2 separate regions of the Homo sapiens genome follow, and region 1 is linked to region 2. The links are chromatin contacts, found by Hi-C or POLR2A ChIA-PET in ENCODE. All regions are on one chromosome and are shown on one strand. The core of a region is the stretch at or near the end of the contact, and the rest is flanking DNA. Distances in the headings are between cores, read along the strand shown.

What was found. A loop is a pair of places that touch in the nucleus more often than their neighbours do. ChIA-PET counts read pairs that join two places held with the same protein, here RNA polymerase II (POLR2A). Pooled maps may share reads with other maps.
Region 1: a loop to region 2 is called in a map of CD8-positive, alpha-beta T cell, with 14 times the contacts of the local background. The contact joins the promoter of KIAA1143 here to the promoter of ZNF445 in region 2. A Hi-C loop is called at or near these places in 6 of 168 maps with a recorded cell type or tissue (CD4-positive, alpha-beta T cell, CD4-positive, alpha-beta memory T cell, CD8-positive, alpha-beta T cell and 1 more), 4 of 37 single-sample maps with no recorded cell type and 18 of 50 pooled maps. POLR2A ChIA-PET finds 5 or more read pairs at or near these places in 3 of 52 experiments (T-cell, activated CD4-positive, alpha-beta T cell and activated naive CD4-positive, alpha-beta T cell).

The regions. Positions count from the first base shown.
Region 1 is chr3:44,760,039-44,762,890 of GRCh38, forward strand. It overlaps KIAA1143, which reads right to left and starts at 1,581. Exons shown (of 3, transcript NM_020696.4): 1 at 1,457-1,581. The coding sequence starts at 1,564. KIF15 (kinesin family member 15) reads left to right here and starts at 1,756. Exons shown (of 35, transcript NM_020242.3): 1 at 1,756-1,846. The coding sequence starts at 1,828. RefSeq lists enhancers at 94-736, 1,527-1,806.
Region 2 is chr3:44,476,349-44,479,048 of GRCh38, forward strand. It overlaps ZNF445 (zinc finger protein 445), which reads right to left and starts at 1,322. Exons shown (of 8, transcript NM_181489.6): 1 at 1,243-1,322. It overlaps LOC101928529 (a long non-coding RNA gene), which reads left to right and starts at 1,342. Exons shown (of 4, transcript XR_940785.4): 1 at 1,342-1,861; 2 at 2,234-2,321. RefSeq lists silencers at 1,070-1,119, 1,140-1,299.

The DNA.
Region 1 (2,852 bases), core at 331-2,830, 280 kb after region 2:
TTTATGTTATGGAGATGGCTTCTTTCCTTAAACCTCATGAACCAACCTCTGTTAGCTTCACACTTTTCTTCTGCAGCTTTCTCACATGTCTCAGACTTCACAGGATTTAAGAGTTAGGGCCTTGCTCTAGATTAGGCTTTGGTTAAAGGGAATGTTGTGGCTGGTTTGCTCTTCTATCCAGACCACTAAAACTTTCTCTGTATCAGCAATGTAGCTGTTTTGCTTTCTTGTCATTCATGTGTTCAATACTGATCCCTCCGGCCCTAGACAACAATAGTCAGGTGTGGCTCTTTCCTGAAGCTCCTCTTCTTCTATTTAGACCCAGGATATTTACGGCTTCTGCTTACTCTTCTTTTTTTTCTTTTTTTTGAGACGGAGTCTCGCTCTGTCGCCCAGTCTGGAGTGCAGTGGCGCGATCTCGGCTCACTGCAAGCTCCTCCTCCTGGGTTCACGCCATTCTCCTGCCTCAGCCTCCCGAGTAGCTGGGACTACAGGCGCCCGCCACCATGCCTGGCTAATTTTTTGTATTTTTAGTAGAGACGCGGTTTCACTGTTTTAGCCAGGATGGTCTCGATCTCCTGACCTCGTGATCTGCCGCCTCAGCCTCCCAGAGCGCTGGGATTACAGGCGTGAGCCACCAGGCCCGGCTTTTTTTTTTTTTTTTTGAGACGGAGTCTCGCTCTGTTGTCCAGGCTGGAGTGCAGCTGCGCCATCTCAACTCACTGCAACGTCCACCTCCCGGGTTCGAGCGATTCTGTCTCAGCCTCCGGAGTAGCTGGGACTACAGGCATGTGCCACCATGCCCGGCTAATTTTTGTATTTTTAGCAGAGACGGGGGGTTTCACCATATTGGCTATTGGCTCTGCTGGTCTCGAACTCCTGACCTCAGGTGATCCGCCCACCTAGGCCTCCCAAAGTACTGGGATTACAGGCGTGAGCCACTGTGCCCGACCTTCTCTATATTATTTTTATTTATTTTTAATTAACAAAGCATAGAAACAGATTCAGGACATTCCTCCGAAGACGTTCCAGACTCGAGTCCTAGGACATGGTTGGGGCGGGGGTCATTTGATCGAGTGGCCTGTGTCCTTATCTGGAATACGGGACGACGCTGTAACTCTAACTCACCCTGCGAACTCACAGCTTTTGAGGTAAACAAGTGAGAAAGAAGAGACAATAAAGTGATCTTTCTTTACCATCTACCAAGGACCAGGTGGTTTACACGTCAGTTCATTTTCAGGAACACAGCAGCGCTCTGAAAACTACAGAGCTTCCTGGGCGTAGGGGGCTGTGGTCGCTTGAAAAGAACCAGCCTGGGGGTCCGAGTTCCACCGGAATTGGGTTCGAGCGCGGGTGAAAAGAGGGACCCGACAGCACCCACCCTCCAAGTAGAGGCAAAAGTTGAAAGTGGCGGGCTGGCTGCGCTTCCGAAGAAACACGACTGGCGAAGGCTCACCTTAGTCTCTACGGTGGGTCCCTCCCTGTAGCCGACCCGTTCCTTGAAGCGGGCCAGAAACGCCGGCTCGGCTGGCCGCACGTACGATACCTGGTTCCGCTTGCTCATGGTAGCTCTGGGTAAAGACAGAAGACAGGTTCCGCGACGGATTCGCGACGATACAGAGGCGCTTAGCTGTGACGTCACTGGGCCACGCCCCCGATGCGTAGGCCGGGCAACATGGCGGCCTCCATGCGGGCGTCAACGTCCGATCCAAGCGCCAAATTCAAATTTGCGGCCATCTTGAGCGGGCGGAATTCAGTCGCGCGCGGTGCAGTCGGGAGGTGGAGGCACCGGCTGCATTGTTTTCGGGATCGAGGGGTGAGGGCGCTATGGCACCCGGCTGCAAAAGTAAGTCTGGGCCCCCGGCTTCGTTACCCTATTTTTGCCCCCAAATACAGCTGTGAAAGGATGGCAGCCTCGGACCGCCCGCAAGGTTCTTGCTAGGCATGAACTGCAGGAGCTGAGTGACCGGCGGGGACGTTTGGGAATCCCGCTCTGTCGCTCAAAGACAATACGCTAGCCGAAAAGCTCATCCCTTCCTTCAGTGTCCTGTGCGCATGCCAGGAGTCTGGCGCAGTTCTAGGCGCTCGGGATGAGCAGTGGACCTGACGTTCTTCCCTTTCTTTCCCTTGGTTCTGCTGTTTCTTCGCAGGCCTCTTCCCACATCCCGACCAGGGCTACCTCTCTAGATATCCTTGTCTCAGGATCGGCTTTTGCTCCCACCAGCTTCTGCGTATTTCTACATTTCTGACCTTCCTATAGGGAAGGGTTTATTTATATTCCAAACATTTCTTTCTCCTCTTTCCTTAAATAAATGGAATGTTAAAACACAGATGTCAGCAATGTCTTTATGTTCTCACAGTCTCTATTTTCACTTAAAGGAGACCCGTCCGATTTCTTTCTCTTTTTCACGGAGGAGAGCACTGTCATTTTGCTTATGATAAACCCTACAGTTTTCACTAACGTAGTCATTTGCTGTGCCTGTGTACGTGCTCCACTTCTCACATTGCCACATCTCTTAAGGAGTCTTATTTTTGTAAACCTGATTATGAGCTGATTTAATGGGATCTTTGTGAGTGGTCTGAATGGTAATGAGGAGAGGCCTGGATTAGATGATTAAGAATTTGTGAACTTCTGTCATTTGAGCTTTCCAACGCCGTTAATGTTTCTAGCTTTCTGTCAATTGTAGTCGTTTTTGATGGGTTTGTTGTTTCATTAATCTTTTAGGTCGATCACACCTAATCGGAACACCTCCTTATGCTACCTTTTTGCATATAAAATATTCCTTTTCCTTTCATCATTTTCAGTATTCAAGGACTATGAGCTCACAAAATGGTACCTTATTGGAGAGAAA
Region 2 (2,700 bases), core at 72-2,571:
CTTTTCGGCTTACAGTAAGACTTTTTTTTTTTTCTAACCAAAATGTGTCTGCCTTTCATTAAGATAACATAAAAGAGCAGCCTAATTCTTTGGTCCCTGAATATGCACACACATGCATGCACACACACACACGCAGACACACACACAACACATGGAGGCTCTCTGAAACTGCTTAATCAAATTACTGCTCAAACCACTCCCTGGCACTTCCTTGCAAAACAACCAACCTAATACTGAGTTTTTAGTTTTGCACTACAAGCCGTTTGAAACAGAATAACATTCTTTCCTGGCCACCACTTTTAAATTCGGAAGGAGACAATACTCTGATCTCTTAGGCCTGTGCAAGTCAGAGTGTGCTACAATCGCTGCAGGTTAGAGCTCTGCCTTTGTTTAAAAACTGCATTTTATATACTAGTTACTTCATTGTGAAAGATAACCACCCTGACAAACAAGATTTTGCTATTTTTCTGCACAAATGTCACTTCACCATTTAGAGCTTCATGCAAATGTGTCTCCTACAGAAAATAAACTGCAAACACGATTTCTTAATTATCCTCGCCAAAAAAAAAATGTTTTAGTGGTGTCATAATGCCAGCACTAATTTTAGCCAAAATAAGAACAAATGCATTCTACAAATTCAGGAGATTATAATTTTTAAAAAGCAGTAGTATGGATATACTTAATGTCACTGAATTACACACTTCCAAATGGTTAAATGGTAAACGTTTATGTATTGTATGGTAAATGTTATGTGTTATTTTGGCACAATATTGTTTCCTCACAATAATACTAACAGGTTTTTTAAAAAGCAAGAGCACGCTCTCATTTCGTAATATATATTTATGGATGTCAGTGTGCAGAATTATGCACAGATATTTTAAATGTCAGGAGGCCTGGAGACAGATTTCAGGATTGCGGCTACTTTTACTTTTCTTCTACTTTCCCGTGTTATCTAATTGTCTCTGATAAATACGCTTTATATGCAGAATTGGATGAAACGAGAAAGCCCGGAGAAACCCGGGCTCCAGATTCTCTACCCCGGACGCCTGGGAGGCAAAGAGGTTCTAGATACGCCCTCAGCGTGGCGGGGGCGGGATCCACCGCCAGACCCCCGCCACGGGCGCAGCCTCCAGGCCGGGCCCCGTCCGCCGCCCGGGCAGGCCCGAGAATGCCGCGGACTTCGGGGAGCCCCGCGCCCGCAATGCCGCCACCCCCACCCCCGCGCCCCGCCAGGCCTCTCACCGACTCCCGCCGCCGAGCGACAATCGGTCCACCCGCCGCCACCGCAGCCGCCCGTCCCGCGCCTACCTCCCGGCGGCTCCAGTCGCGCACGCGCGTCGGCGCCCGGGGCCCTCCGCGGCCTCTCTAGGAAACTGGGAGGCCCAACGTCTCTGCTTCTCTCCGGCTCCGGTGCGGCGGGCGGCGGGGCTTGTCCAACATCCCTCACCTCCCTCAGTTGGACATTTCCCTTCCACGCTCGGATGCCCAGCCGCGCCTGTTTTCTTGCATCCCTCCTGTCGTGTCTGCGGGGCTGCCCTGAAGGCCTCTTTCCCTCCAGGGAAGAAAGGGATCCAAAGCTAGGGGTGAAAATAGGGCCAGCAGTATCTAGCAGACTGGTCCTGGCCAGGAGAAGGGGTTAAGGGAGCCACTCATTCTTCGCCTGGGTACACTTCAAAGAGGGGAACCAGATCCTACGGGAAGCTAGGTGCCAGAACTCCTGCCTTTCCAAGACGAGCTCATCCCCATCATCACCATACCCAGGAATACTTGTTCATAGCCAGCTCAGAGGTGCACCATACTTTAGCTTCCCACGGCCTTCACTCGTTTTCTCCTGTGGGTGAATTCTAACTAGGCTCGCCTGGTGAGTGAACAATGATGCCATTGCCCAATAATATGTGGAATCTGGGAGGAGTAGGTTGGGGGTAGGGGGTGGAGGGGCTGCTTGAAGAGGAGGTGAAGCAACCTGGAGAGGTTGCCCACCCCCTGTAGGAGCAAATGTCATCTATTGCCAGTGCCAGAGAACCTTGAGGGTGCACAGCCAAAGCCATAAGGCCATCTGCTGCCATTGGAGGGCATGCTACAAGCTGCTGTCCTGGTAGTCCTCTGGTTTGTGCTTCCTAGTGGCAGGCTGCAACATGTTGACGATTGATCTTTCAGATGGGCATTGATGATGCCCATCTGTGCCCTGAGGCTTTGCTTTACTCATCTGATCCACCCCTTTTTAATGCCCCAGTCACCAAAGATGGAAACAGAGAATAGATCCTGAACACCAGGAAGATGGTGACAAGGTGATAGAGAAACAGATGGCACATTCAAACAAGGTAAGTGGGGAGAGTTCACAAGGGGCGATTTACACAAAGTGGACAGGGTTAAGGAAATGCAACACGGAGTGGTGCAGAATCCCATGGCTAGCAAAATTTAGAAGCTATTCTCACCCCTAGGAGCAGGCCATCTGAGAGAAACTGTGGCTTTCAGTTGAGGGCTACATCCAAGCCATAGTCCAGCACAAAGGAAGCTGAGGTAATAAATAACCTGAACCCAGCTCTCTTCTGATCTCCTGCCAGGGCTTCCCATTGGCCCAACTCAACTGGAAGCCAGAGGGCAATCCAGGAAACTCAGTCTCCCAAGTGTCACAGCAGGGTTGAGGACTGAGACTGAATATGGAGGGGCAATTGGAAAATATCCAACACATACAAAAAG